Linked DNA regions of Homo sapiens: all the other regions are linked to region 6. Evidence: chromatin loops called from intact Hi-C (ENCODE). Cell type or tissue: Caco-2. All regions are shown on one strand. Region 1 overlaps SCIN (scinderin). Region 2 has its middle 500 kb from the start of ARL4A. Region 3 has its middle 110 kb from the start of ARL4A. Region 4 overlaps LOC105375158 (a long non-coding RNA gene). Region 5 has its middle 430 kb from the start of ARL4A. Region 6 overlaps LOC105375158 (a long non-coding RNA gene).

Region 1 (5,000 bases), 380 kb before region 6:
GAATAATGCCCCCAAGGTGTTCATGTCCTAATCCTCAGGACCTGTGAGTGTGATATGTTACAAAGCAAAGGAGAATTAAGGTCGGAGATGGAGTTATGGTTGTTCATCAGCAGATCTTAAACTAGGGAGATTATCTGGGATTACTGGGTGGGCCTAGCGTAATCACCAGGGTCCTTGTAAGTAAAACAGAAGCCAGACAGAGTCAGAGGGATGCAGCATGGGAAAGACTCAACCAGCGATTGCTAGCTTTGAGGATAGAAGGAACAATTACATATTATGTAGTTGCAAATTGCTAGAACGAGGATATCGAACATTCCCAACACAAAGAAATGATAAATATTTGAGATGATGTTATGCTAGTTACCCTAATTTGATCACTATACATTGTATGTACCCCATGAATATCTACAATTATTATTAATCAATTAAAAAATAAAATTAAAAAAAAAGAAGGTGGAAGAGAGTCCCCAGCAAAGGAATATGGGCAACCTCTAGAAGCCAGAAAAAGCAAGGAATAGATTGATTCCTAGAGCCTCTGGAAAGGACTATAGCCCTGCAATAGCTTGATTTTAGCCCTGTGACTAAATTGTTATTCCAGATTTTAGCCCAGTTACTAAATTAGCCCCATAACTCATTTCAGACTTATGACCTCCAAAACTGTAAGATGATAAATTTGTGTTGTTTTAAGCCACTAAATCATAGTAATTTGTTACAGCAACAATGAGAAATAAATACAACAGTGCAGAACAAGCACAGATTAACAATTCGAATTAATAGGTTAAAAAAAGATGCATTTTCTTACACTCTCAAATCGTAAACATGCGTAAGTTATGTTTTGCACAAGTAAACAGAAATAAATCTTGATAAAATAGCATGGGTCCTTATATTTCCCTTTTAGGTACCAGAATCTTTACTGAAACAAAGTCCAACACCCAAAAGTGAGGGAGGAAGTGGTGGAGAGGGAGAAAGGATGAACAGAAATGGGAGGGACAAAGAGAAAAGACAGGGAGAAAGGGGAAAGAAAAGGGATAGGAGGAGAGGAGAGGGAAGAGAAGAGAGGGAAATCATGGAGGAAGAAATGAGACAAGTAAGGAGGAGAGGAGGGGGAAGAGAAGAGAGGGAAATCATGGAGGAAGAAATGAGACAAGTAAGAAGGAGGAGAGAAGAGGAAGGGCAAGGGAGAGGATAGTGTGAGAGGGAGGAGAGATTGAGAGGGAGGAGAGATGTATTTTTTTACTTGGGTATTTCTGAAATAAAAAATTACTTGTCGAGAATGACTGAATCCAAATTCAAAATGAAAATTTCATGTAATTATAAATGAGTCAACTTTTTAGTATATCTATCTATCTAACTTATCTATCTTAGCTATCTCTATCTAGAGACAGATTAAGATAGAGAAAAAGGGACAGGAAGAGATAATATGCTGTTTTATTTATTATAAAACTTTAAATGTTATACAATATCAGACGATATCAATGTCTAGTTCTAGATCTCCTCACTGTGTCTAAGAGACTGCTGTTTCTAGCCTGGTTCAATCTTCTGTACTCTCCTAAGTTCAACTGCTCCTCCTTTTATATTTATGGTGGAGTATCTGCTACTTGTTTCAGGACGCTTATTAGTTACCATGAAAAAGTTTTTGGGTCTTTGTTTTTTAGATTCCCTTACTGTATAACTGACATACAGACTTCAAGAAGACCCTATTTTCCTCTAGTGTGCCCCAATGTGTCCGTCTGCTTTCTCGTTCATTCTGTGAGAGAGTACTTTCTTGTTCCTTTTTCCTACAGCTAGCTGGAACTATCTCTCTCCCTCTCTCTCATTCCCTGTGTCTTCCTAGCTGGAGCTGCACACACTGCTGCCTGTTTTCTGCCTGCCTGTTGTCTTTGGCCAGTTTCTGAGAAGCCATCTGCTCCCATCTGGTGGGAAAAGCATCTTACAGATTAGAGTTCAAACTGAAAGCAGGTGCTTACTTGGCCAATGCAGTGATGTTTCTGATACAGCAGCATTAAACACTCCCTTTACATGGTTGTGCCTGTTTAACTTCCTCATTCCTGATGTCAAGGGAGCTAAGACTCTATATGGTACAAAAGGGTTTTTCTGTCTTGTTTTCAAATCTTTGTAAGTGTGTAATTGCTTATTTTAATGTAATAATTAAATAGAGAGAGGCAAGTTAGACACTTCAGAACATAAAGTATAAGATGTGAAGGCTGAAGTTGGTCTTCCAGCTGGTCTCCTTTCCATCTTGATACAAGTTAGTAGATACAAAAATCAAGTTAAATCTAAATTTAAAGGCGCATGTTAACTTTTTAAAAATAAGTTAACTTGCTACTTTTAATCAATAAATTAATGAAATGACTGAATTCTTTAAATGCACTCAATTCTATGGAATTTAGTTGATCTTTAAGGTATTACTTACCAAACTATTAAAAAACTATGAAGACATGCATTGTCTTACATATTTCATATTTCATAGTACTATATTTGATGCACTCGATTAATGAGTTACCATGAATTGTTAGCCGGTTGAATCCTAAATTGACAACAAAATGGTAATTTTTAGTTTAATCACTAGATGGCAGTAGCTTACAATAATGCATGAAAAAACTAAAGTATTGCGGTTTTCAACGCTCCTTTGTAGAATATATTAACCATATTGAACATATTTTAATCAGCCTTTTTTCTTTCTTATTCTCCTTTGACAGTAAGGGATGGGCCTTAATCAGTGTTTCTCTTTCTCTCATGTTGGCAATTAAAGTTTTCTCCATGTTATATGAAATGCTAAGCTAACAGTTTTAGGTATTTGTGAGACTATAACTGACAAAACGTTTCCATAATTTGCTGCTCACTTATTTGAATGCCTACTAATTGAAATATATTTATGAAGTCAATTATTTTCAATGCCTTTCGGCCTCCCTATATGCAGGTATGTATATGCATGTAATGAGTACATGCATCAGCATTCCCATTCACCTGGCTTCTAGAAAAAGACAAACCAGGGGAAGTGAGACAGTTCAATTTTAGCACAGGGCAGAACAAATGAAAACAATGGGAGACTGACATGAAATTTGAACTCTTTATGTAAATGCATCAATAGTTTGTGTGAGAAATAGGAAATTCTAATCCAATATTTGGGGCTAATAAATAAAATCAAGAAAATAATTTCCCTTTTTTTTTCAATTTCCTCATCCTGAAAAGTCTTTATATTGTATTTTTTAAAGTTTCTTATATTGAGCATATCTACTATTACATTTCTATAGGTAAGTTAAAAAGTAGAAAACATATTCTGTTTATTTTTGCCCATTTTTAGTGCTTGCATAGCAATCTTTGTGTGTGTGTGTAATTTTTTTATTTTACAAATACAGAGATATAGAAATAATGGGTATGATTTGGGGTCATCTTATGTTGTGAAGCATTTGAATGCACATCTCTTAACCTTCTGAACCAGATCCAAAACACGTGAGATTCTAGTACCTCTGTAAATATCTGTAAGTGTTACTGGTGCCCTTGAAAGAAGAGTGATTTTCACATAAGGTCGCAGACACCAGCACCTTTTCTCTTTCGGAGATGTAGATGAACAGACTTACATCTTCATACTTTTCAAAAACAGAAAGTATTGGAGCATGGTGATGTTTCCCCTGACAAGAAACTACTCATGGACACCGTGCCTGCGATAACAAAAGATTCTCAAGTCAACAGGGAAAATTAATTATCATTAACCTATATGTTCTGTTAATCATCATTCCTCCTGCTCTTGACTTTTTATTTTTTGTTTTATTTTCAAAAAGACAACATAAGAACACATTTGGAACTAAAACCTTCTTTCACAGCACTCTTAATTATATTTCTTTTATTCCCCCTCTCCCCCATCAGATCCGAGTCTCCCAAGGCAAAGAGCCTGTTCACCTACTGAGTTTGTTCAAAGACAAACCGCTCATTATTTACAAGAATGGAACATCAAAGAAAGGAGGTCAGGCACCTGCTCCCCCTACACGCCTCTTTCAAGTCCGGAGAAACCTGGCATCTATCACCAGAATTGTGGAGGTAATGTCATGCATTCCATAAAACATGCCCTAGTTATGGACTTCCCAATGGACCTGAGCCATCAGCAAATATTAGACTTTAAAAACTTGGCAAATAAACTCCCTTCATTCCTATAATTAATCCACTGTTCAAAATTTTAAAAACATTTAAAGCAGGAGAGTTGAGTAAAAAGTAAAACTCCAGATACCAGGCCTTTCGCAATTTTCAATTACATTGAACCCAAACAGATAAATTTTTAAGAATACTGTCACAAATTAGCTGTCAAAAGCGTGAGGCTGCTTAAGCTCCATCTTGAAAGGCCTTAGGTGGATAGATCATGGGTGATGGTCAGGTGACTGATCACACTGGAGACATTTGAGAGGGAAGGCCCTCGTTTGCCCAAGTGTAACAAATATGGGAGGCATGTCCCACCACACTGGACCAGAACCATAACTGAACTGGCCCCATGAGCTGTTTCTGACAGCAGCTGGGATCAAACCCCATGCCATGGTGCCATAAGATAAGAAGACCTCCAGGTATAGACAAGGCCAGCCTGCCCAGGTTTTTAAATGGCTAAGTGCTTTCACCTTAGGACAATCCTGTCACCCCAGTCACCATTGAAATCCAGGTCTTCCACATCACCCTTACGCTGCCTGGCATGCTCTGCATATCAAGCCTGGAGCTGTCCCTCAAACTTGCCCTCCATACAAGTCAATCAGCAGACCCCTTAAACTTGGGTTGGTCATCTCATCCCTCCACCTGCAACTTCTTCTCTAAGCCTCCCTCTCCCTGCACCTGATTTCTCTACGACTGTCCTCTGAGGACAGATTCCCTGGCAGCCCTCTCAAGTGGAACTTGTGTTTTCCCAAGACCCACTCACCATGGCCTCAGGGATGGGGCTGGACAAGTTCCCTCCCTGCTCACCCTTACCTCTTTGATTTTATCTTGCCTCTCTCTTTTATATCAGACTTTCCGTCCTCTAG
Region 2 (5,000 bases), 170 kb after region 6:
TTTGCCCTCTTCATAGTCTCTGGGACAACATTTATACCCATGGGAAAACACTTATTATAGATACTTATACATCTTAATTTCTAGGTCTAAATTGGGAAGATGTGTGAGGAAAGGTGGGTCACATTCATCCCACCCTCCCTTCTTTAGAAAGCAGAAATGCATTCCTTGGACGATTTGTAAAAGTCTAGTCCTTCTATTTTCATTTAAACAGGGAATTGGGTTAAGGATTTTCTCAGAATAATCAGCTTTTAAATAAGTGGCCTCTTTTATTAAGTATAAGCTGTCATTTGTGTGATAGAATGTGCTAGGGGTGTGTAGGCAATCAAACTTACAATAAACCAGATTCATTTCAAGAATCTCTCTAGTTAACATCTATATGAACCAAGAAAAGACACTCTACTAATACATACCTATATCTTCCCAGTGTGTTATTCTGACATTTTCTTCAAAATTACTCTTGTTTCTATCAATCTGCCTGATTCTGAGAAATGAAAATGGAAAGTAGCTATAAAGAAGACATTAAAATATTTAGGTCTTCACAAAGGGCATTTTCTCATCTCCGATAAACGTGCCCCAAGTAAACCCCTGACTTTGAATTTGTTCAGTATCTGAGTACATAGTCAGGACAAGATGATGGCAGATTATAAGCCCCAGCTAGGCTTTACCAGAAGTCTCTCCATTCTACGGCTTTCAAACTAGTGGAAAAGGGAGATTCAAGTGCGCTAATAAACATGATGGACAAATAGAGTGTTACACAGTACAGCAAGTAAGAAAATATTTGGTTTATAATATCTACAGGTTTAAATATTTGATTCACACAATGATGTCCTGAATATGAGAATTCTGATTCTTATAAGACTGCCTTAGAGACTAATTCACAGAAGCATAGACAGTTGTCCAATGGAATAAAATTGCTTTGAACTAACATACCATTTAGACTTTGACTTTTCACAGGGTATAAGATAAGCTTGATAAAATTTTAATTTAGTTTTATTCTCATGAAGTCACAGACTAGGTAAATATATGAATTTGAGTAAATTAGCATAAATGAGAAAAAAGGCACACAGAATGGCAAGCATATGGAATAAGTATAGATGAATAGGTAGCAGGAAAGAAACAGGAACAACAAACAACTTGGTGAGAAGAAAAAGAACAGTTCAGAGACTAATCAGGAGAGGTACACTAACAAGTTAGTTTGCACAAAAACTGTATTAACAGAATCATTACTAGAAGTGAAGCAAATGCAGAAATAAGTTGTATTTCTTTTATAATTTATAATTGGTATTACTACCTGTTTTGACTGTAAGTAGGATTTAATTTATAGAGGTGACTGATTGAAACCCAGTGAGATTAATGCCACTCAAGGGAATTTTCTTACTCATAGTCTCCAGGAAAAGGGGGCATGCCACACCATACAGGGCCACATGGGGAAGCCCCAGGGTCATTCAGGAGGCAGAGGAGTGAGGGAAATTATGGCCCAGAGCCTTTATTGTGGTTTCCATGAGAAGACATGAATGAGGCAGTGATATGGTTTGGCTCTGTGTCCCCACCCAAAAGGGATCCGATCTCAAATCCTAATCCCCACCTGTTAAGGGAGGGACGTGGTGGGACATGATGAGATCATGGGGGCATTTTCCCTCATGCTGTTCTTGTGATAGTGAGTTCTCAAGAGATCTGATGGTTTAAAAGTGTGTGGTGGGTCCCCCAATCCCCCTCTCTCTCTCCTGCTGCCATATAAGACATGCCTTGCTTCCCCTTCACCTTCTACCATGATTGTAGGTTTCTTGAGACCTCCCCAGCCATGTGGAACTGTGAGTCAATTAAACCTCTTTCTTTATAAATTACCCAGTCTCAGGTAGTTCTGGATAGCAGTGTAAAAACGAACTAATGCAGGGAAGGTAAATTTGAGTAAACATAGGATAGGATAGTTGGAATAACTTCAGTGGACTCTCCCCAACTATCCTATCCTATGTTTACCCAACTTACTATTGAGTACAATTTACAGTTTACTACAGGGAGAGCTCCAGTTGTCCAGCACCTGGCCCTGGGGTGACTTAGGGCAGAGGAAATATTGGCTTGGTGTAAGAGAGTTAGATGAAGGAGGTGGTTAGAATATGGACTTTGAATTTGTTGGTTTGTATATGAAAGGCATGCTCACAGGGGAGTTGTTTGCTAACTCTGGGAATTAAGTAGCCCTGGGAGGGGCAGGTTCTCATTGACCAACAAGGCCCCCAAGAGGTCAAAGGATCATAAAATACAGAAAACAAAGAACATGATTATTACCCTACCCTAGTTTACATAGTTTTATAAGGCCCTCTTCTTAAGTACTTCTTAAGTTACTTAATATATCATTAATGTTAAATATTATCAAAGACATTTTAAAACATACGTTATCATTTTCATGTAATTTTTAAATTTACAATTGGGGCTAATATGTTCATCTAAGTTTACAAAATTTTAAAATGTTTTCTGTTAGCTTTCAGATGCTTCCATCTCATTCTTCATTACTACAACCCTTTGCACAACTCAGACCATCATTAGAGCTCCATTTTATTTTAAAATACATAAATCTAATAGATTCCCATCCAAAATACATGAGGAACTTATATAACTTAATAGCAAACAACAACAAAAGAAAACCAACGCAATCTAAAAATGAACAAAGGACCTGAGTAGACACTTTTTCAAAGAAGACATGCAAATGGCCAACGGTTATATGAAAAGGTACTTAACATCACTTCTCATTAGAAAAATGCAAGTTAAAATCACAATGAGATATCACCTCATACCTGTTAGAATGGCTGTTGATCAAAAAGACTAAAGGTAGCCAGTGTTGGCAAGGATGTGAATCACTTGTGCACTGTTGGTGGGAATATAAATTGGTACAGCCATTATGGAAAACAGCATGGAGAGTGCTCAAAGAATTCAAATTCTTCTATATGACCCAGTAAACCCAAACGAAATTAAATTAGCACCTCATAGAGATAACTGCTTTCATGATCATTGCAGTGTGGTTTACAATAGCCAAGGTATGGAAACAACCTAAGTGTCCATCAATGGATGAATCAGTTTAAAATCATGGTTTATATATAAATGAAATATTCTACTTTAAAAAAAGATGAGGCTGGGTGTGGTGGCTCACACCTGTAATCCCAGCGCTTGGGGGCCTGAGACAGGCAAATCACTTGAGGCCAAGAGTTTGAGACCAGCCTGGGCAACATGGCGAAACCCCATCTCTACTAAAAATACAAAAACTAGCTGGGTGTGGTGGTGTGCGCTTGTAATCCCAGCTACTCAGGAGGCTCAGATGGGAGAATTGCTTCAACCCAGGAGGCAGAGGATGCAGTGATCTGAGATTGCACCACTGTACTGCAGCCTGGGCAACAAAGGAAGACTCTGTCTAAAAGAAAAGAAAAGAAAAGAAAAAGATACTGTCATTTGGGACAATGTGGATGAACCTGGAGGACATTATGCTAAGTGAAATAAACCACACACAAAAATGCTGCATGATCTCTCACTTATATGTGGAATCTAAAAACTGTCAAATCATCTACCACATGACTGTGCTAATCATTTCATTATGTATATCAAAACACAGTATACACCTTAATAAAAATAAAAGAAAATAATAACATACAGGGTTTGACAATAATGACAAGTATTATGAAGGGGAGACAGTAATTTAGGTAGAATGTTAAATATTAAGCTGTATTTGTGGGAATATCAGTCTTGTTAATTGACTATACACTGATTTATTTTTAAAATGTATAAATCAAATCAGTATAAGAGAATTAATACCATAGGCAGTTTTGGTTCCATTTTTTGTCTTAACCCTAGAGAATATTAGATAAAGACAAATATAAGTCACTTTCACAAACCAACTTGCATAAGCACACATACACACAAACAACATGAACATACATGTCACATGATGTCAGCTATATCTATTTTGAATTCAATGTTCTTAAGTAGAAATTCTGCAGAATGTCTTCCAAGATTAGGGTTACTATTGAATAGGATCAAGTAAAAACATTTTTGAAAATTGTCATGGGTTTGAATTTTAGAGAAAATATCACCTAAGACATTTATTTCATTTTCATAATACATTAATATGTACTAATTATATTTTAATATACATTTTTATATTTAGTTATAATTTTATAATATAGCCTACCATAGAATTGATAATGCTTTGCTGAAAAAAATTAATATATTTATGATAAATACAAAATTTCATTTGGAGGCATAATATGCTGGGATGCAATTAACAAGACTGATATTCCCACAAATACAGCTTAATATTTAACATTCTAAATTGTCAGTGAACCCAGGAGGTGGAGGTTGCAGTGAGCTGAGATCGTGCCACTCTAGCCTGGGTGACAGAGTGAGGCTCCATCTCACCAAAAAAATAAAAATAAAAAGTTTTATATCAGAAGATTTATTAGAAATCTCGATTCGATGAACTACCTCAAGAAATATGTATCCATTACCATAAGTCATAAATCCTTTTACATGTTACTAAAAACATATATGTTCAATGGTTTAATTTGAAGCACTACTTTAGTGCTATAGTACATTAGGGTGGCTGGTTTGTCACATCCAATGCATGAAAAAAATGTGAGAACTCATTCAAACCTATTAGGAAAATGTATCATTTCTAGTGCTTTCTAAAAGCGGAATAACTTAAGTCTAGTGTTAACTGTGCTTACATGCAAGGGTATAAATCAAACTTTTTTGGGGAGGTGGAAAAGGGTGGTAGTTGTTCCTATTAGCAGATCTTAGTATTAATAATGATTTTGTCTCAAAATTTTCTGCAGAGTAACTGTGGAGTTTAACCACCATGCTTTCAAATTTGAGAATTATGTCTACAAATAACTGAGCTAAATTAAATTACTGCCATCTGTTATTTTGCTTAAACTACTTCATGACTGTCTCAGATATCAAATGTGGGAATTTAAATCACAGTTGGAAAAATGAATTTTTTAATGTTTTTGCTATCT
Region 3 (5,000 bases), 220 kb before region 6:
AAAGCATTAAAATGTCAAAGTAATAGTCACACACACATAAGATTGTATATATCCCATTCTCCAAGATGTGTGGTACACTTCAAGGATAGGCTCCAGTCCATCAAAAATAGTGTGGCAAATCTGAAAATTATGTCATCTGAGATAAGCTTTCTTGAGGAAATTCATTCTTCAATGTCCCTTGATTCTAACTTAATGCTGGCACCTCATGTTATTGTCCTCAGTTTACTCATGGCTCTGCTTCCAATTTGAGGATTAGCTCTCTGGGTTCTTTTGGCAGTTCTTCTTGGACTGGTAGCATAACCATGCCTCCTTTGGGCTTCTCCCCAGGGATTTAGGCTTCTATTTCCTCCCTGCTCTATCTCTATACACCTGCACATACGTATCTGTGTGCTGGCCTTCATGGCAGCTTTAGTCGAGTAAGGTCCAGACTTACCCCATTTTTGTTTTAAACTCAGAGGGATGAACCAGAAAAATCATACTCCTTTCTCAATCCTGGGTCTACTTCCACTACTTATCTTCATTTCTCTTGTTTGGCTGTCTAAATGCATGTTTCTAAGGAGACATGGGGGAGGTGTGGAGAATATATTTGTATATTTATGTGTTTTGGAGGACCAATTATATAATTCAGTCATTTCAAAGAGAGATGTTATTCTGCCAGTTACCAGTTAGTTCCTACCCAACTTTTAAAACCCACTTAGGTCTTCTTAAACTGTTCAAATGTAAATAGTAGAGCATTAGGATCAGGAAAAGTATAGAAATATATCCAAGCAGAGGAGTTTGCTCGTTTTCAGAAGAATAAAATATGATTATCATTGTTGTACATATATATCTTGTTGGACACACTTTTTTTAATACCTATTTCATACATCAGAGGAAATGATATTTGATTTGCAAAAAAACACACCCATATGTCAATGAAAATGAAAATTCAGAGTCACAAATTTGGTCAAAGAGATACAGTAGTCAGTGCTTTTAAAGATTTTAAAAGTGGTCTTCAAGCAAAATCTGACACAAAAACTAAAAATGTGGAGCTGCTTTGATGGTGATCATGGTTGCGGGGTGGCAGGGGGATTGAGAGAAGACCTAATTGCCACCTCCAGTAATGGCAGCTAAGTCACCCCTTCAGAGAGCTGAATCCTCTTCAGATTGTCACTTGAAAACTGTATTAATCCAACCTTTTCATTTAACAGAAAAGGAATCTGAGGCATAGGGTTTAAGTGACATCACCAGAAATTCCCAGGTAATTTGTGGCAGAGACTTCTTAAATCCTACATTCCTCATTAACAGACTAGGAGTTCTTGCATCAAGACACATCAATATATGTACATATTGATCATAATATAAATATTGCATATTATTATGTACTATGATTTGTATGAATTTTATGGAGAAACAGTGTTTTCAAACTGTCTCTCAGTTTCCAAACAATTTGCAAACTGTTGATTTCTGAACCATATGAGTAATTTAAAGTAGCCTAGCCCATCCAGATATTTGATCAAAAATACTCCAGGATCTAGAGTCTCATTTACTGTAGTTCTGAATTAAATCATTCCATGGATGGTAAAGAAAATATAAATAGCTCCAAAGATCTTCTACATTTCTTCAAAGCTTAAGTTGGCTGCTGCTTGGCAATTTTAAGCTGATAAAGAATAAAGGCCACCCTATTTTAAGCTTTTTATCCAGTTAGCTGTTTGAAATGATTTCACAGTTCAGGCAGGGAGGCGAGCTGGGTAAACGTATCGTTCACAAATAAGTTCTGTAGAATCCAGTGTGGAAATGGAAGAAGGTAGAAGAATGTTTGGCCTTATGACAACTGTGGAATTTGAGTCAAAAATAAAAGTATGCTGGTAATTCCCCATTGCTCAGGGAGTGCCTGCCCAACCCTGGAAGTTATTTCTTTGTGTTCTGTTTTTAGAGGTTTCTAGCTCTGTTCTAAAAAAGAAAATATTGAATGCCATAGTAGGGCACTGAGTCCATCTTGAAGAAGAAGAAGAGCATAACTCTGTAATCTTTCTTGCTAGTCACTTCCAGTTGCTTTTTTTTGCCTCTGGGAAAAAAATGACAGATGCATGGATTTTCTTGCTTGTGGAATGGTTTCTTGCTTGCAGACTCCTTAAAGCAGAGAGGACACATTCATATTTGGGTTCCACGTTGTTGGTTCTCTGTGCAAATTAATTCTCAAGTCTAATAGCATATTCCCTTTATGATTTCTATGAAATCGTTATCCCTGCCTTGATTCACTGACTCATTTTATGCTATCAAGATGTAAACTCTTTGAGAAGAACATCCTCCTATCTGAGTATGCAGGTTTAATTTTACTGTCACAGCACACGTGTACAAAGTCAGATACAACCGGGAGAGTCATCGGCCCTCAAGATAGTCATTAGTCCATTGCAGGTAAGAGTAGGGCAAGATGGGAGGCAGTTGAAATTATTATTAGGGGTGAGGTATTGCATCACTGCAGACATTATAAAATGCTTCCTATGTGGAAGGGTGTAAACCTAAGGTGCAAAGTCCATGGACACTGAAAAGTGGCTGGGCTGGTTTAACAAGATGGGGCAGTGGGAGGAATGCACAGATTGTATTTAATCTCTCCTTTTATTTCCATTTCTCCCTAGATATCAACTCTTTCCTAACTATCCCAGTCCTTTCACCTTTAGGAATTTCCCTTTTATATTCTACCTGATAGACATTGGACTCCGGACGACCAATTCTCCCCTTTTATATCTTTAGTTAACTCTTACCTGCCCTGTCCTCTGCCAGGAAAGTATTAAACTATTTTGGGTTAAAGTGCTCAAGTGCAGCAGTGCTGAAGTATAAGCTGAATAGGCTTTAGAATCAGGCAGGCCTGGGTTCTATGATTTCCCTTGTATTTCCTATGTGGCTTTAGGCAAGTTATTTGAACTATCTGAGTTTCAAATTATCAGTAAAACATGGATAATAATGTATAGCTAATAGAGTCATTTTGAAGATTAAGTGAGATAAGATATGTAAAGGAGCTAGTATTCAAAAACTTAGTTTCTTTTTTTCCTTTCCATTTTACTACCAATACTATCCAAAATTTATAGATTATCAGAAGTTTTAAATATCTGAAGTATCTAATGGTGGAAATTTTGAACATGAAAGACATCAATGAAGTGATTTCCAAGGAAAATTCCTTTCTGAGAGCTTTTCAATGATGTATTTGAGTCTGTTTGTGTGTTAAGGAGTATGTGTAGGCACAGAGAGTATGTTGACTATCTTCTGATTAAGACTTCATTTTTCCATGCTTGCCTTTGCCCCAGGATGATGACTCATTTATAATCTTTATCACCTGGCTCCTGCACCCTCTGGCTTTTAATTAGGCTGAGCCTTTAGAGAACCACTGCGAAAGATCTAGATGTTTTTATTTCCCTTGATAGCTTATGGGAAGTTTGCCTAAGGTGGCACTGCTGCTTGAGGCAATCAAGGTTCCCATGTCCTCCTGCTTCCTGGTGTGCTGGAAAACAGAGGAAGGAAAGAGACTCTGCCAGATCCCCTAGGGCTGCTGTGCTCTCCTTGGAAGGTCGCTTACCCTTTCAAGGTGAACTTCTCCACATGGCTCTCTCCCAGTTTCAATAACTTCTTCCCTGTGTCCTTTTGGACTTAGGGGTGTTAACTCCTTACCAACTTAGCATTCTTACACTACCCATTGTGATTCTCCTACACCCACACCTCTGTAAATAGTCTTTTTGTAAATACATCCTACTCAAGTTATCCTGATTTGAGTGTGCTATCTGTTCTGTATTGGAATCCTGATTTATACACAACATAAACAGAGTGGAATCAAAGAAGAGGACTCATTCCTGTAATGCAAGTTAACAAGGTTAGTAAGTCAGGCTTCCAAAATTTATTATGTTTTCTAGGACATGTTTTGATTTGAGGTGTGTCTGAATAACAATCATCATTGTTTAAACCTCCTGTATGATCTTGCTGAATGCTTAATGAATGTTACTTGGAAGGCAGGATCCAAAATCATGGGAGAAAGATGAGAAAATAGCCACAGGAGGAAAACAGATGTATGGAGTGCACTTTCATGAAGATATTCAAATACAGTTGTTGAAATAAATTTGCATTTTTTTAAACAATTGTGCTCTTAATTATGATGAATTTCTCTTCAATTTTTCTGACCTCAGTGCTTTATCTGGGTTATAGAGTTTCCTTAAACCCCTTAGTCTGCATACTGGAAAAGTCGCACTTCAGACTACTGGAAACTAAACAAATAGTAGGAAGACATCATCTGCTAATTCTATGAGTCCTCTTCTTCCTGTTGCATCTGGCTCTTTTAGATTTGGTTTTGAAGAGACTTGATGAGGCAAGATTAGACAGAAGAAGAAATTTCATGAACATTTAGGAGCCCAGAATGATGGTGGCATTGATGTAAGGCCATACCAGGTGTGGTCTCTTTTTGGCCCAATCTTAAAAACCCAGCCTTCAGACAGAACTTATTTTTTTTAATATATATGAAAATGGAGTCCAAACAAGAAACTTTTATTAGGCTAAAGAAGAATTCTTATTTTTTAACTCTCTTGGCATTTTTATTTAACAAAAGACTAAAGAATGTGGCAAAGCAACATTGAAAATACCAATTTTTCCTCTTCCCAAGGCTTGTAAACTTTAATTTGAACTTTAAATACCTTTTCTACTTCATATTACTCATTTGACAGCAATTGTTTTAAGATACGGATTCGTCTTTCCTGGCCATCTTCTATTTGTTTAACATAATAATATACTTAAACCATGCATGTTTCACAGAGAATTGGCAAGATTTTAGATATCTGCCGTTTGATTGGTGCTGCATTAACCTAGAGTATAACAAGCCCGGTGATGGATGTACAAGTGTCTACACTCATTAAACTTTGTATTTGCAGAGCAAATAAGTGCAGTTATGACACATATGTGAACACAGACGGACAGAATTCGCTTTTTTACTGTGTGGCCAGTAATACAAAATAATTCAAAGAGAAAAGATTCGTTTCTAC
Region 4 (5,000 bases), 74 kb before region 6:
CTGAAGTCATGCCCTCTCTTGTCTTTAGTCCTTTACACATGCTTTTCCCCTACCAGGAGGAACTCTGCCTACGTGCTTTTATAATATAGTTTTTTATTCCAGCACTTATCAAACTGTTTGGAAAGTTCTAATGCACAAGTCTTTATTTTCCCTGGGCATGTTCTCCATGAACATGAGAACTACATTTTTCCTTGTTTAATCTCCAGCATCTAGCAGAGTACTAATCTGTGTTATGTGCCTAATATACATTTCTGAGTGCAATAAATGAAAGAGTGAGGAAACAAATGAATACACGGAAGAAATGCATATAAGATTAAAAAATATGTTAAGGTTATCTACGATATGATGAAAATGATGATATATTTACATAGGAGAAAAGTCTGAAAAGTTTCTAAAATGTCAGCATGACCAGGTGAGTGATGAGACTGGGGTGATTTATTCTCCTACCTATATTTCTAAGTTTCTTTAATGTACATTATTAATTTTATAATATTTCAAAATATTTGGAAAACTGAAGAAAAGCACAATATAAATATAACTGGTGAATGCACCAATATCATTAAATATGTTGATGCTCTTAATGAATAGACATATTTATAATTGCCTTTACAATTTCTGTTAAATGAGAGAACATCTGGGAGTTACCTGAAAAAAAAAAAACAAAACAAAAAAACAAAAAAAAACAAGGTAGGAAATCAAACTCTGCATACGTAGATTTCAATTTTATTTTCTTTTTCTGCTAGGTATATGAGTTTGAGATTATATCTGTCCTTCACTTGTGTGAACAGGCAGAGTTAGACAACAAAAAGCCTCCTTGTCAAACAGAAAGGTATAAACACACTAGATTGCACAAGCAGAACCTGACTTCCTTTCAGGCTGATCCATGTACTTAATGAAGGACACGTGAAAACTCAGCCGGGAACTCGACAAGTCTGTACAGTTCATCCTATGTGAAACTGACTTAAATATCTTTGTACGATTCGAAGAGTTATTTGCCTGTGGGCTCTTCTAAGAACGATTTGAAAATACGAGTTATCTACTCATGTACAATCCACCAAAATCTTGACATCTTGAGATATCCCCGTTTATTCCTGTAGGGATATTCCAGAAGCCAGAATGACTTTATCTGCTTAAGAACATGGATAATATCAATGAGACAAAAAGAGCCAGATAAAGGTTTTCAGGTTTTATACAGCATGCCTCCTTCTCAAGATACTTAAATATTTTAGAAAATATGTTTATAAATATGTCAACTAGGATATGAGTTCTTATCCAATTTGATTCAAAACAGACAGATTTATATGAAATTTTCACTCTCTTGTTCTCTTAGGGTTTTATAATTCAGTGCCAATTATTGGCTGGGATCCAAATCTTTCTCTCTGCCTATATCATGTACTAGACTAGTTGGTTAAGCATATACAAACATAAAATACCCCTCTCTTTTAAAAGTGAGCATCCAGCCACACTTTTATAACTGTTACACACGTTAATAACCATTTGTTAATAAACACTAAGTGGTTTTTGACAAAAAAGCTATTTTTAACCACTTTAAATATTTTGAAATGAACTACTTCTCCAATGGAGGAATGTAGAAGTTTAAGTGAACTTAGAAAGGAATGTGGCATTTTAAACAGGTACATTCCTTCTTTCGTGATTTAGGTGGCCTTTAGATAGAATGTAGGTCACAGTAAGAAAAAACACTGCCTTTTTACTTAAACAATAATTAAGTTCTAGCCTTCCTCGTAACTTGACCTTGCACAAGTCACTTAATGCAGAGTCTGCTGTGTTCACCTTTAAGATGGGACAGTGACATCTGTTTTTCTCACTTTACAGGATGAGTGCAAGGATAAGTGAATTATTGTAGGCGAAAGTGCTTGGCAAGTAGTTAAGCCCTATAAAAATTTCAAGGCAGACATGATGTTAGCTATGTCAACAATAGCTTGTTTGGATTTCTTCAGCTGGATTTTTTGCTTTGCCAGCTTGTTTTGGCTCAGGCAATAATTAACCTAGACCTTAACGAGAGAGTTGGACTTGGAATAAAGACCACAAAACAGATAAGCAGATATGTATTCCAAGTCTTCAGTGGTCAGAAATAGCTGCCACCTGGGTAGTTCCAGGACATTTATTACCCTATCTTGGACTTGGCTGGAAATAGGTTACCTTAGATTCCCATCCACCCACTGTCTTTGTGGGGGATAGCGTGAAGAATTCTATATGTGCCTATATACTAGATACCAAGCAGCCTTATAAAAATGGCTTGGGGTTTTACATTTGACATATATGCCATATATATGTATGTCATATATATCATGTATATGATATATAGTTTGTCTCTGTTCCCACCTAAATATCATTTCAAATTGTAATCTCCACATGTCAAAAGAGGGACCTGTAATACCCACATGTGGAACTGGGGAAGTAATTGGATTATAGGGGTGGTTTTTCCCATGCTGTTCTTGTGATAGTGAGAGAATTCTCATGAGATCTGATGGTCTTATAAGTGGCAGTTTTTCCTGCACCCTCACACTCTCTTATCTCTCATCTGCCACCATGTAAGATGTGCTTTTGCTTTTCCTCTCCTTCCACCATGATTGTAAGTTTCCTGAGGCCTCTCCGGCCATACAGAGCTGTGAGTAAATTAAGCCTTCTTCCTTTACAAATTATCTAGTCTTGGGTATTTCTTTATAGCAGTGTGAGAATGAACTAACACAGCATATCTATCTATCTCCTGAACCTTACATTCCATTAGATATTGACATTCCACTAGATAAATATGATAGATGTTATACCTGTTTTATCACTAAGGAAATCCAGACAGTAGAAAAGTGACTGCTCTAAGACACCAAGTCAGTTGTTTATTTTTGTTGTAGATGATCTTGGGTAAAATGGAGGGAGGATTAGACTTCAAATGCCTAAATTAAAATAAATTTTCTTATTTCACACTGTATTACAGCTTTGTGATTTTGCAATATTTTCACACATTTTTTACTGTGCTGTCCCCTTTACCTGTCTTATCTAACTCCCTTCCTTACCAAATACCTCTTTTCCAGCAGCAGGAACATTACCTTCTCAGAGAAACATTCCCACCTGTGGTTAGGCCTCCTACCTGCACTCATCCTTCGAATGAAATAAAGCCTTGATCATATACCATTGTTTGTTGGTTTGCTTCTGACTCACCCACTGCTCTGTGAAAGCCTTGATCATTCATAGAACAAAATGCATAGTGCATAAATAAATGAAGTTTCCATGTTACGAGTAACAATGTAGATTTGGTTCTTAAGACCTAGCTATAGTTTCTGCTAAATTACCAACACTGGTTAGCTCTTCTTTTCCCAACATTTGTGGATATTCCCAAATTTTTACATACTCACTGTTGTCTTCAGTAATAATCTTAATATAAGCAGGAGGGGTTTTCAAGGAGTTTTAGCCTGATTATCTATATTTTACCTTTACCTTTGTCATTTAGACTAGCTCCCGAATTATGATTGGACAGGGTTTTTTTCTGTCTGTATTCTTGAGGTTCAATCCCCAACTTCAATATTGCACCCAGATTTTTACTTCTGTATGCCTGTGCCAGAATCTTGGTTGGCATGCCAATTTCCTCTCACCGTATTCTCTCTGATAAACTTTTTTTTTTTTTTTTTTGTTTTGAGACAGAGTCTCGTTCTGTCACCCAGGCTGGAGGGCAGTGGCGCGATCTCGGCTCACTGCCAGCTCCGCCTCCTGGGTTCATGCCATTCTCCTGCCTCAGCCTCCCGAGTAGCTGGGACTACAGGTGCCCGCCACCACGCCTGGCTAATTTTTTGTATTTTTAGTAGAGATAGGATTTCACCGTGTTAGCCAGGATGGTCTCAATCTCCTGACCTTGTGATCCACCTGCCTCGGCCTCCCAAAGTGCTGAGATTACAGATGTGAGCCACGGCGCCCAACCAAACTTTTTTTTAATATTCTAAAATTCTTCCAGGAATTTCCCCACTTTTGTATAATATTTTTTTCCTCTCACTCAAGCCTAGTGGTCATGGGCTTTGCTTTCTAAGAAAATATTTTCCTAATGCTGATTGTGTCTCTTCCTTTAGGCATTTTAAAATCTAATCTATGCGTGGATTCTCTGTCATCAATTTTATATTGACTAATTTGTATTGAACTTCTTGAATGCCTTCCCTTCTATTCCACACGTTACCTTTTTGCCTAGACTATCTTTGGTCAGTGAATGAAAATAACCACACTGATCTTTAGAGCCAAAACTCAAGATTCATCTTCCCAGGAATGTTTCACAATTCACACACTGACTTTTAAGTGTATCCTTTGTCCACAGGACTTTATTTATTCCGCCTAGATCCTTGGACTTGGCCTGGCAAGTTTAGCTTACTTCTAAATTCTCTTCACCCCAGCCATAACACATTCATATACAGCAGTACATCCACTTATGGAGCATGCATAGAACCAATAGCCTACTTATAACAATGGGAGGGAAATAATATAAAAATGTAGGAAAATTTTCTTCCAGAGAATCTCCTTCATTTTTAAGTATATCTGAGATCAAATAATTAATCCCATCAAATAGTCTCATCTGTGTGATTAGCAAAATTCATAAAAATAATACTTCATTGGACAATTTAGGTTAGTCATATGTAAATTGATCTTTCAATTATTCAAATAGTGTAAATGTACTATGAAATAATTTTTAGAGGGCAGTTTAATAGTTTGACTTACTAGATTCAGGAAAATAAATTGTTGATATGACATTAAAATACATATCTAAAATAATTATTTGGTATTAAGTGTATTCTGTACCTACATCAGTGAAGAAAGTGAATTCACATAATCTTTTCAATCACAAAGATACATTTTTACACATGTAAATACCCCTTTTGAGTCATCGTAGAGAAATAAAATGTATTTTTTGTGGTTAACTTAAATTTATATTTCTATTTTAGGAACTTGTTTAATTCTATAAACTTCTATAATTTTTCTTATCTAAGGCTAAAATGTTTTCTGGG
Region 5 (5,000 bases), 98 kb after region 6:
GTTGGCTTTTGTGATCAATTTCATAAACCTCGGAATCTATTTTAATAAACTGAATGATATAGAATGAGCTTGCCCGAACCATGGCCCACAGGCTGCATATGACCCAGGATGCCTTTGAATGTGGGCCAACACAGATTTGTAAACTTTCTTAAAACATTATGATATTTTGTTGCAGTTTTTTAAAAGCTCATCAGCTAGCATTAGTGTTAATGTATTGTATGTATCGCCCAAGACAATTCTTCTTCCAGTGTGGCCCAGGGAAGCCAAAAGATTGGACACTCCAGATATAGAATAAAAAGTGTTTTATTTTTTGCATTTTAAAAATTCTTCTGGGCGCGGTGGCTCACGCCTGTAATCCCAGCACTTTGGGAGGCCGAGGCGGGTGGATCATGAGGTCAGGAGATCAAGACCATCCTGGCTAACACAGTGAAACCCCGTCTCTACTAAAAATACAAAAAATTAGCCGGGCGCGGTGGCGGGCGCCTGTAGTCCCAGCTACTCAGGAGGCTGAGGCAGGAGAATGGCGTGAACACGGGAGGCAGAGCTTGCAGTGAGCCGAGATGGCGCCACTGCACTCCAGCCTGGGCAACAGAGCGAGACTCCGTCCAAAAAAAAAAAAATTATTTAATCCTGTATCATTATTAGGAAAACTTACTCTTGTTGGTACTATGCTACAAGTTCAATCAGTACCAATCACAATACACATATCAATACTATAGCACCATCACCACACTTTCCCTTTGTTAATTTTTTTTTCTGCCTTAAAATGTTGTGGGTTCTTAACAACTGAATTTAAAAACAAACCAACAAGATTTTGGGGAAATACTTAACTTTTTCACATTAACTATAGTGTATTTGCTCCCTATGGCTTAGGAAGAGATTGGCTGACAGTTATTGGAGACTGGCTGGGAAGCACCTGGCTCTTGTGTATCTCAGTGAAAGTAGAAAACCAGGCTGCCCAATGTTAACTCTCTTTAACTCTTTTCAAGTTTGCAGGAAAGCTTTAAAAATCTTTCATTTGCTCTTGATTTTACCCAATGCAATTTTATCTTTTATAAGACCAATTTTTGTGTACTTAGTGGATAGTAAATAAAATGTACGACCATATTTCCATTTATTAGGAGAAAAATAATTATGGATTCTAAATCACTCTTCCTAAGGTCACACAATCAAAGGCAAAGGCTTGTATTTTTATATTTATTTAGGGGAAACTTTATTCAAAGCAGGGGATAGGAGAGTCAACAGAACAGACACCTTTTTCCATCGGTCAGCAACAGTTCATGCAGTGGTTGCTCCTTCCAATTTGAAACACACTCTTTCATTGTTTGGTCTCCCAGACCACAATTTGCCTTAATTGTCTTCCTAATTGTCCTCTCCTTCCATATTGCCTTCGCTGGTTCCTTATTTCCTCCCACCTTAAACATTAGATTATCTTCAATGGTCACACTTTTTTTTTCTCTTCTGTCACTAATTCCCTCAGTTATCACTCTTTTCCAATGTCTGTATTTATTTATTTATTTATTTATTTATTTATTTATTTATTTATTATTTTTTCGAGACGGAGTCTCACTTTGTCGCCAGGCTGGAGTGCTGTGGTGCGATCTCAGCTCACTGCAACCTCCGCCTCCTGGGTTCAAGCAATTCTCCTGCCTCAGCCTCCCGAGAAATTGGGATTACAGGCACCCACCACCACACCCAGCTAATTTTTTGTATTTTTAGTAGAGACGGGGTTTCACCATGTTGGACAGGCTGGTCTTGAACTCTTGACCTTAGGCGATCCACCCGCCTTGGCCTCCCAAAGTGCTGAGATTACAGGCGTGATCCAGTGCACCCGGCCTCCAATGTCTTTAAATATCTTCAATGCACTGATAACACTGAGTCCTGATCTCTCTTCTGAACTCCAGACTTAGGTATCCAGCTCAGCATTTCCATGTCTAATTGGCATCTCAATCTTAACAGGTTCCAAATTCCTTGTTTTACCCCCAAGACTTGCTCATGCCACAGCCCTTCCATCCCCATTTTAGCAAATCAAAACTCTGTTCTTCCAGTTGCTCAGACCAAAAAAAGGAATCATCCTTGGCTTCACTCTTTACCTCATAACCCCACTTTCAGTCAGTCAGCAATTCTCTTCAGCTCTAATGTCAGATATCATCTGGATTCTGATGACTTCTCTTAACTTTTATCTCTAATCAGCAGCCATCAGTATCTCTCCTAGGGGATCACTCAATAAAGCAGAGCTTGTATTTTAATTCAGATTTCCTGACTTCTAATCCAGGGCTCATTCTAAGCAATGGGACAAAATGAAACCTAGCTTACCTCCCAAGGCTGCCCTGCACTGGACTCTTCTAGAAAAGCCAGGGATACAGAGTGGGTTTTAAAACATCGCCACATATCCATGTTTGCCTTTAAGCAAAGGCTTCTTAGAGATTCAAAAGGAGTTGCAACATAACAAGATAAGACACGCAAACTGCCTTCTTTTTTTTCCTCACAGAGATAAAATCAGTATCTTTAATCCATCAATGCTGTACATAAGTAGTGTCAGAAATGAGTGCACAGACAGCATTGGAACTTTGTGTTCCCAAGAATTCATTTGGAGTACCCTCTGCTGGGGAGCCAGACTTCAGAAAACAAAGACTAAAGTAGGAATGGAGGGAAGGCTTAGCTCTGCTACATACCCACGAGTAAGAAAAGAATCCAGGCAGCCGAAGCATTTGGGGAATTCAGCTGCCTGGGATTATGGGCATTAAAACCCCCTACCCTCAATCACTTCCATCCCCACCCAAGCACACAAAATTTTACCCGAAGATGTTTGTAGCAGCTGTGAAACTGTCCAACTATTAGAAGAAAGAGTGGAGAAATGGGAGTCTCTGCATATTTTATGTCCTAGTTAACAATAATTTACTTCTTTTATGGAAATTTAAAATAATATCTTCTCAATATTCAGATTGCATAAACCCTGGAGATGTAAGACACTTTTGGATTAAAGGTTTCTATGTAGGAATGGTTATATTCTAGTGATAAATATTTCCTCATATGGAATTTAAAATTCTTTAGCTACTCCATCACTACCTTTCTCCCAGTTATTGCTAAGTCATCAGTATGCTGGAGTGGAGGGGTGTCTGGGAGCTTCCATATGTCACATGGAATACAGAAATAGAAGGATGGTAAGACATAGGCCACAAGTAGATTACAGTGCAGTGGATATAGCTGGAGGAAAGAAGTACTATGTAGATCAAATGTAATTCATTTTGATACTTGCAATACTACACATCCATTAGCATACTTTTTACTTTTTTTTCCTTGTTAACAAGTTAAATAACTGTCTTCATTATGTAAAAGTGGCAACAGACAGAAAAACCTATATTCTACCTCTAAGTCTCTTGGTTTTGTAATTCCAATCTGAAATTGTGACCTTTAAATATGTTACAGTCTTATTGGGTTTCAAAGGGGATGATGGAAAGAAATGGCACTTGTGGAATTTCTACTGTGTGTCATTCTCTGTATCTTACTATTTCTATAATCGTAACCTAATATAATCCTAATAGAACTGTGTGAGGTAAATCTTATAACCATCTTTTCATAGCTGAGGAAATTGAGGCTCTGAGAATCCACAGTATTGTAGCTAGTGAGTGACAACAGATACCATGCTCTTCTTCTGACACAATGTCACTCAGGTAAGGAAGATGAGGGGTCCGGGGAAGCAGGGATATCACAAGCCTCCATTTTCCATCTCTTTCTTCAGGGGAGATCTCAAATAATTTTTCTTTTGATAGTTTTCATAGGCAAGTTTACAAGACCAAAAGAGAAATCTAAATTTAGTGAGGATGAAAATTATTTTTCTTGTTATATTTATCCACATATTGCTTTTTCTTATATCTGTATATAGATACAACACTTGCAAAATTATGTAATATTTTTCTTTGTGTATATTGTTTCAGTTATCTTCTCTTTTTGAATTTGAATTTGGAAAAAAATGTGTATATGTATGTCCCACAAAACACATAACACATTTACTGGGTCAAGATTGTGGCAGAATGATGAATCATTGGATTTAGGTTCATCAACCTTATAAGATGCTAAATTATTTTGTACTTTTCCTCTCTCTTTTTTTCTAGGCTCTTCCATTGCATAAGTGGTAGAATGGTGTAGAGTTTCTCCCCTGTACTGCAGTTTTTGATTTATCATTTCTTTTATCCATTTGAGATAAGCTGCCAATTCATTTGAAAGTTATTATGAACACAGACATAAAGTGCTGTCTTCAGCACTCAGTTGTATGCAATCAACTATAATGTCTGTTAGAGTGTTCATTTGCTTAAAGTACCTAGGAAGTATGATTATAGGTGATGGGGGTGTGGTATCCTCTGGGCATATCAATAATATTGGTTAACAGCTCTGTAGTTACAATACTACCCTCTAATGGCACATCGAAGTATGCCCCAGGATATGTGGGAAGATTTTCTCTGCAATCTTTTGGAGGAAATGTCTGAAAACAAAATTAGAAAGATTATTCCTCTGAAGTCTGACAGGTTATTCTATAAGAAAAACGTGCATCTGAATAATTCTCCAAAATTAAGATAATATTATATGAATTTGTCCTTAGTCTGCTGTATATTTTCCCAACAGTCACTTCGAACATTTTTGGCCAATATAGAGAAAAAATATTATGAAAAACAAAACAAAATAAAGAAAACTTGGCTTATTAGAATTTCAATTTCCTAATTCTTAGCTAGATATGTTTTCTGATTTTAAGAATTTATTCTTTGCAGTGCATTTATATTGAAGTGAATATGGAGATTTGAAAAATATGAACTTGAAACTGTTTTAAGTAACAACCCATGTTTGAAACATTTCCCAGTGTGAGTGACAAGCAATTAAATCTACTTTGCATAAACTTGAACTTGATGTGGAAACCAACTGATTCTTTGAAGTCCTAGAAGAAACAAAAATGAGCTGTTTAATCTTTTGCTGCATGCTGTGGTTCTCTGGAGCAGCAAAAACAA
Region 6 (5,000 bases):
AAGGACTGTTGTTATTTAAGGAATGCAAAGGCTCAAAAGTGAATATTCTTCTTTTTCTCTATATTTTACTTCTTCCTTTACCAACCTGATAAAACCCTCACATTTTGGGAAGAATGTATTTAGTTCTAAAAACAGGCTTTGCAACGGCTAAAGGACTGCTTATTTTGTGGATGGTCCTTCTGTACAAAGAACTGTGTGTTACTACTAGTAACACAATAGTCCAGCAGGTAATAGAAAACTCATCAATAGAAGGAAAGAAAATGGCAGTAGAACTGGAAGATAATCTGCATTTTATGTCAAGTGCAAAGGCAGCCCTGTTCAGCTATGGTGTTTAGACCCCTGAATTGCATCTGGTGGTACGTCTATGGCTTCATATACACATAGGTTGGACCTCCTTTTTTATCTTGTATTTGAAATATTTATATTAACAAAGAAAAGAAATGTGAAAAATAACTAGCTTAAAGCTGTCTAGAAAGATGTCTCCTTTCTTCCTTTCCTTTAAATTGCATTTCCTGGAACACCTGAGAAATCCAGTAACTATGTATCCACACCATAGAGCCAGGAATGAGCGTTACAGAGAATGATGATGTCTTGAGTTTATTATAGCCCAACTCCAAGAAATCTAAACTTCATCCATTCTTTAGATTATAGATGACATTTCAAACTCACAGCCATAGAACAGAGAGTGTGTTCACAACTGCACGGAATTGCTTGTTATGATGATGGAATTCTTTACATCTTAAAAGACGATAAAAGTTGCCTAATTCGTGTATGATACAATAAACTTATTTGCTGACATAGCAAGTCTTACATAATAACCATGCTAATGATAGGGGAGTGCTGGGAAGGAAAGAGCATGGTCCCTTTAAATTATATGGAAGGGGGAAGGGAAGTGCTGGGTAAGAGAAAGGCGGGTCCCTGGCTAGGGCTCCACCCCCACGGGCCTAGGTGAAGACAGCCACTCCTGCTTTCCTGCCCAAATGTTGCATTTTCTAGGACTACCCTGGCCCACCATGCCCCCATCTTGATAAAAACCCGAGACCCTAGTGGGCAGACACACAGAAGCAGCTAGATGTGGAGAGGAACACATCCGGGGAAGAAGACACAAGTGGCTGGTCATTGAGAGCACGCCAGCAGACGAGCACGCTGATGGGCACCTGCAGGCCATCGACCAGCGGAAGGACATGGAGTTTGGCTGGAGCAGTCAGAGAAAAGTCCAGCCACTTGGTCCAGGGGAAAACCATCTCCCATCTGGCTCCCACATGTGCTGAGAGGTACTTCTACTCAATAAAACCTTGCACTCATTCTCCAAGCCCACATGTGATCTGATTCTTCCAGTACACCAAAGCAAGAAATCCTAGGATACAGAAATCCCCCTGTCCTTGTGATACGGAAGGGGGTCTAACTGAGCTGGTTGACACAAGCCGCCTATAGATGGCCAACTAAGAGAGTACCCTGTAACACACACCCACCGATGCTTCAGCTGTAAACACTCACCCCAAGACACTGACGTGGGGTCGGAGCCTCACAGCCTGCCGTCTGTATGCTCCCCTAGAGGTTTGAGAAGTGGGCAATGAAGAAGCAAGCCAGTCACCCTGTTGCACGCCCTCCAAGGGGGACAAGGGAACCTTTCCTGTTTCACTAACATTCTTCACAAACAGATTTTGAAAAACATCCATTCAGCTAAAATGCATATATCCTTATGCTAAGAAGGTGGCAAGATATTTTGAAATAAAAATTTAAAAAACAATGATTATATTTTAATCATTGTGTTACTTTAAAGCACCGATTAACAAAGCTTTGCCAGGTTGAATCACTCATCTTTGACTGAATTTCCATTTTCAAGCTGTTTCTCACTGAACTTTGTAACTTCACATGACTCACAGACTTCAAAAGCCGCCTTCATAATTGCTTTTCTCTCCAATACATTATATATGTACATTACATATAAAATGTCAAGAAACAGATATTAAAGGACAAGATTTGAAGATCTGAAGTGAAGAAAATGAATCAGTTAGTGATATTGCACAGATTATCTAGTTTGATTTACATAGATTTTTTTCAATGTGATTTTTGTGATTGCTTTCAATGAGATCCATACCTGCCAGTCCTGGGTGACCTTTCTCTCTTTTTCTTTGTGTGGGAGCCTCAGCTTCTCTAGCACACAAAGGTTGTGTGAGGCCCACAGAGTGTGGAATGCTTTGGATAATGGGAGAGCAGTCTAATCAATTCGCTACTGATAGGATGAAAGGGAGACTAGAGAGGCTGCTTTTGAAGTTGTCTCCTTTGTGGATCTGAGTCATCCACAGCTGTAGGATTCCAGTCTGTTTGTTTTAAGTCTTAAAGGAGGAGCAGGAACACCAAGTTTTACATACCATGTTTATGTTCTTCTGCCAGTTTGAGTCCTATAGAGCAAAGACAAATCTCGGCGTGGCATTTTTAGCTCTAAGCCAAATGTTCAGACGCCCACATGCCTTAACTTAGTAGGCAGGAGAAGGAACACACCTTATATGTGAAATTGCACAAGATAACATTTATCATCCAAAATAAAACTGGTGTTGCCTTCCTGTTCCAGCTTACCCACCATTGGGAAAATAATGAATTTTCTGGAGATAAATAAGCTCCTTTGCTTGCTTGCTTTCTATTTCCCTCTGTCTCTTTCTTCCTCTTCTTTTTTTTTCTTCCTACCCAAGGTGAAAAAATGTGGCTCTAAATTTTCACAAGTAATGTTTAGGGCAATGACTACCTTTGTTTTCTGTTTTCCTCTTTGTGTAAATTGGCCAGACTATAAAACCACAAAGGTCTTAAGGAAATAGAATCTGAACTCTTGAGTTTAGGATTTAGCCCTGCCTCCTTACTGTGTGAGAAGCTTACCCTGCAGCAGTTTCCACAGGGTTTCATTTCTTCTACCTTCCTAAAGTGAATTGTCTTCCTTTAAGGAGAGATATTTACAAATATATTTTGCCCCCTTTTTAGGGATTTAAAAATTATTTCTTGATTTGAGTTTCTGTGTAATAAAAAGATACCTTCTAATATTAAAAAAAATTATTTACAAATAGCCAAATAGTATGTTTAAATTTATTTTTAAAAAATATTTATGTAGAATATTTTAAAGAAATATTTTAAAGAAGTATTCAATATTAAATATTCACGCAGAATATTAATATTTTTGGCAAATTAATTTAAAGATTACTTGCTTTGTTATGTTTGAATTAAGGATTGACTGTATGTTAAAATTTACACTGAGTTGAAATATGTGTTAGGGTATGAAAAAATGATTCAGTGAGCTAGTATTTGTAATTCTTGCATTTTGCACTTAAATTCATTTTTAAAATAATTTCTTGATTTTTATTTGTAAATGAAAAGATAAAAAATGCTAAGGCTACTTTCCAGTTCTTGCAAATCCAAATAACACATTCTGGGCAAGGATAGAATAGTTTTTCAATAAATGAAAGACTAAAATGAATACAGTACTTTTGTACTCTCCTATGTTTTTGAAATACAAGAAATAACTAAGAAATAAGCTAAATAAGAAAATTGGTGAGATGAATGCAAATTATGAATCTGATAAATCAGGAGACACACTTGCAAAATTATTATTTGTATCTGCCCCATTAATTTGCACTTCAATATCAATGTTTCTTACGTCCGCAAGCAATGGTCTACCTTGGGTGGAAAGTTCACAATATATGACTTGGATTAAAACAATTCAAAACTGTTTTGTTCAAAATCACCATGGAAGGCCATCTATTTCAGCTCAGCCACTGAGGGCCTGAGTCAGGAACAAACACATGTGGCCTCTTCTAAGATCTTACACATATTCACTCCAGAGCCACTCAGGTGCTCAGTGCAGCTATTTCAAATGGGAACGGACATAAATGAATAATTGTAGTTGATTTAAAATACATATATATCAACAGATCTAATTTCTTCTGGTACAGTTTTAGTCTTGAAGTTCTGGATTATCTTTCTAAACTTCCTGTGAAGTCTTACTCAGGCAGTGCTAAGGTAGGAATTATGATACTTATGATACATTTGTCACCTAAAGTTTTGTCTTGCTTTTTAAAAGCTGTGGTTTGGATGAAAACAACAGGATTTTCTTGCTCCCTAGATGTAGGTATGTATCATAGATATTTTGTTTTTTGGATTAAGTAGCTGCTTTCACTGTGAAAATTTAAAAAAAAATCTCTCAAACCACAAACAACCCCCACCACAAAAAAAACACAATTTTCTTATTTTCTAGACACAGAGATAGTTTTAATTTTGATGTATATCTACTTATTCATTAATTATTAAATAATATTTTACAAAAAATTGGGTTATTAATATCAATATGGTTGGCAAGGTGGTTGATTTCACGTGTTTCCATACCACATGATTAAAGTGATTATTAGTCTACACGATGTTTCCGTTTGCATTTTTTCAGTTGTACTATTTTCATGATATAGCTATACCATATTTTTATAAGCCTTTTAAGTTGGATATTTAGGTTGATTTTTCTTGTTTTTCTTTTTTTATAAATAAACCTGTAATAAATATCCTTATGGATATAGATCTACATATTCTTCTCATTATTTGTGTTTTTTTTTTTGAAAATGGGATTATTTGATCAAAAGTAATTCACATTTAAAATTTTTTTCACATGAAATGTGGTTGAGGGATTTGGGTTCAGAAATGACATGATTGAACTTAGCATTCTGACTAATCTTAGGACTAATCTTAAATCTAATCCCAAAACTAGCATTATTTGGGATAAGAGCAGAAGCAGAGAGTCCAGTTAGGAGACCATTGCAATACCATGGAAAGAAATGATGCAAGTAGGACACAAGTAATAGCGCTGAAAATAATGAAATTTGGTCAAATCCTGAAGCTAAAGCTGATAGGATTTACTGAAAGATTGTAAGAGGGAGTGAGAGGAAGAAATAGTGAAAGATGACTCCAAGGGATTTTTTTGTATTTGAGTAGAATGTGCAGTTACCATTAACTAGATGAGAAAGACA

Evidence for each region. A loop is a pair of places that touch in the nucleus more often than their neighbours do. Peaks named below come from ENCODE experiments on the same cell type or tissue, not always from the same donor. Only the 100,000 strongest peaks of a DNase experiment are listed, where the experiment ranks them.
Region 1: it touches region 6 in a loop (6-fold over the local background); 2 of 110 quality-filtered maps call a loop at or near these places.
Region 2: a loop joins it to region 6, with 8 times the contacts of the local background. A loop is called at or near these places in 2 of 110 quality-filtered maps.
Region 3: a loop joins it to region 6, with 6 times the contacts of the local background. A loop is called at or near these places in 3 of 110 quality-filtered maps.
Region 4: a loop joins it to region 6, with 5 times the contacts of the local background. A loop is called at or near these places in 3 of 110 quality-filtered maps.
Region 5: it touches region 6 in a loop (5-fold over the local background); 3 of 110 quality-filtered maps call a loop at or near these places.

What each region holds. Positions count from the first base shown.
Region 1 is chr7:12,636,480-12,641,479 of GRCh38, forward strand. It overlaps SCIN (scinderin), which reads left to right. Exons shown (of 16, transcript NM_001112706.3): 11 at 3,868-4,038. Among named protein-coding and RNA genes, the nearest start is that of ARL4A, 49 kb to the right of the region's middle. RefSeq lists a silencer at 3,885-4,179. In Caco-2, CTCF peaks have their summits at 2,583 (motif pointing right) and 2,797; a DNase peak (open chromatin) is centred at 3,992.
Region 2 is chr7:13,183,244-13,188,243 of GRCh38, forward strand. No RefSeq gene overlaps it. Among named protein-coding and RNA genes, the nearest start is that of ARL4A, 500 kb to the left of the region's middle. In Caco-2, no CTCF peak of the experiment used is centred here; a DNase peak (open chromatin) is centred at 2,068.
Region 3 is chr7:12,798,889-12,803,888 of GRCh38, forward strand. No RefSeq gene overlaps it. Among named protein-coding and RNA genes, the nearest start is that of ARL4A, 110 kb to the left of the region's middle. In Caco-2, no CTCF peak of the experiment used is centred here; a DNase peak (open chromatin) is centred at 2,543.
Region 4 is chr7:12,940,861-12,945,860 of GRCh38, forward strand. All of the region lies in intron 1 of LOC105375158 (a long non-coding RNA gene), which reads left to right. Among named protein-coding and RNA genes, the nearest start is that of ARL4A, 260 kb to the left of the region's middle. In Caco-2, no CTCF peak of the experiment used is centred here; a DNase peak (open chromatin) is centred at 1,971.
Region 5 is chr7:13,112,919-13,117,918 of GRCh38, forward strand. No RefSeq gene overlaps it. Among named protein-coding and RNA genes, the nearest start is that of ARL4A, 430 kb to the left of the region's middle. In Caco-2, a CTCF peak has its summit at 4,416 (motif pointing left); no DNase peak of the experiment used is centred here.
Region 6 is chr7:13,015,301-13,020,300 of GRCh38, forward strand. The region is part of intron 1 of LOC105375158 (a long non-coding RNA gene); the gene reads left to right. Among named protein-coding and RNA genes, the nearest start is that of ARL4A, 330 kb to the left of the region's middle. RefSeq lists enhancers at 1,317-2,516, 1,826-2,441. In Caco-2, no CTCF peak of the experiment used is centred here; DNase peaks (open chromatin) are centred at 1,001, 1,511 and 2,201; H3K4me3 peaks cover 1,824 bases.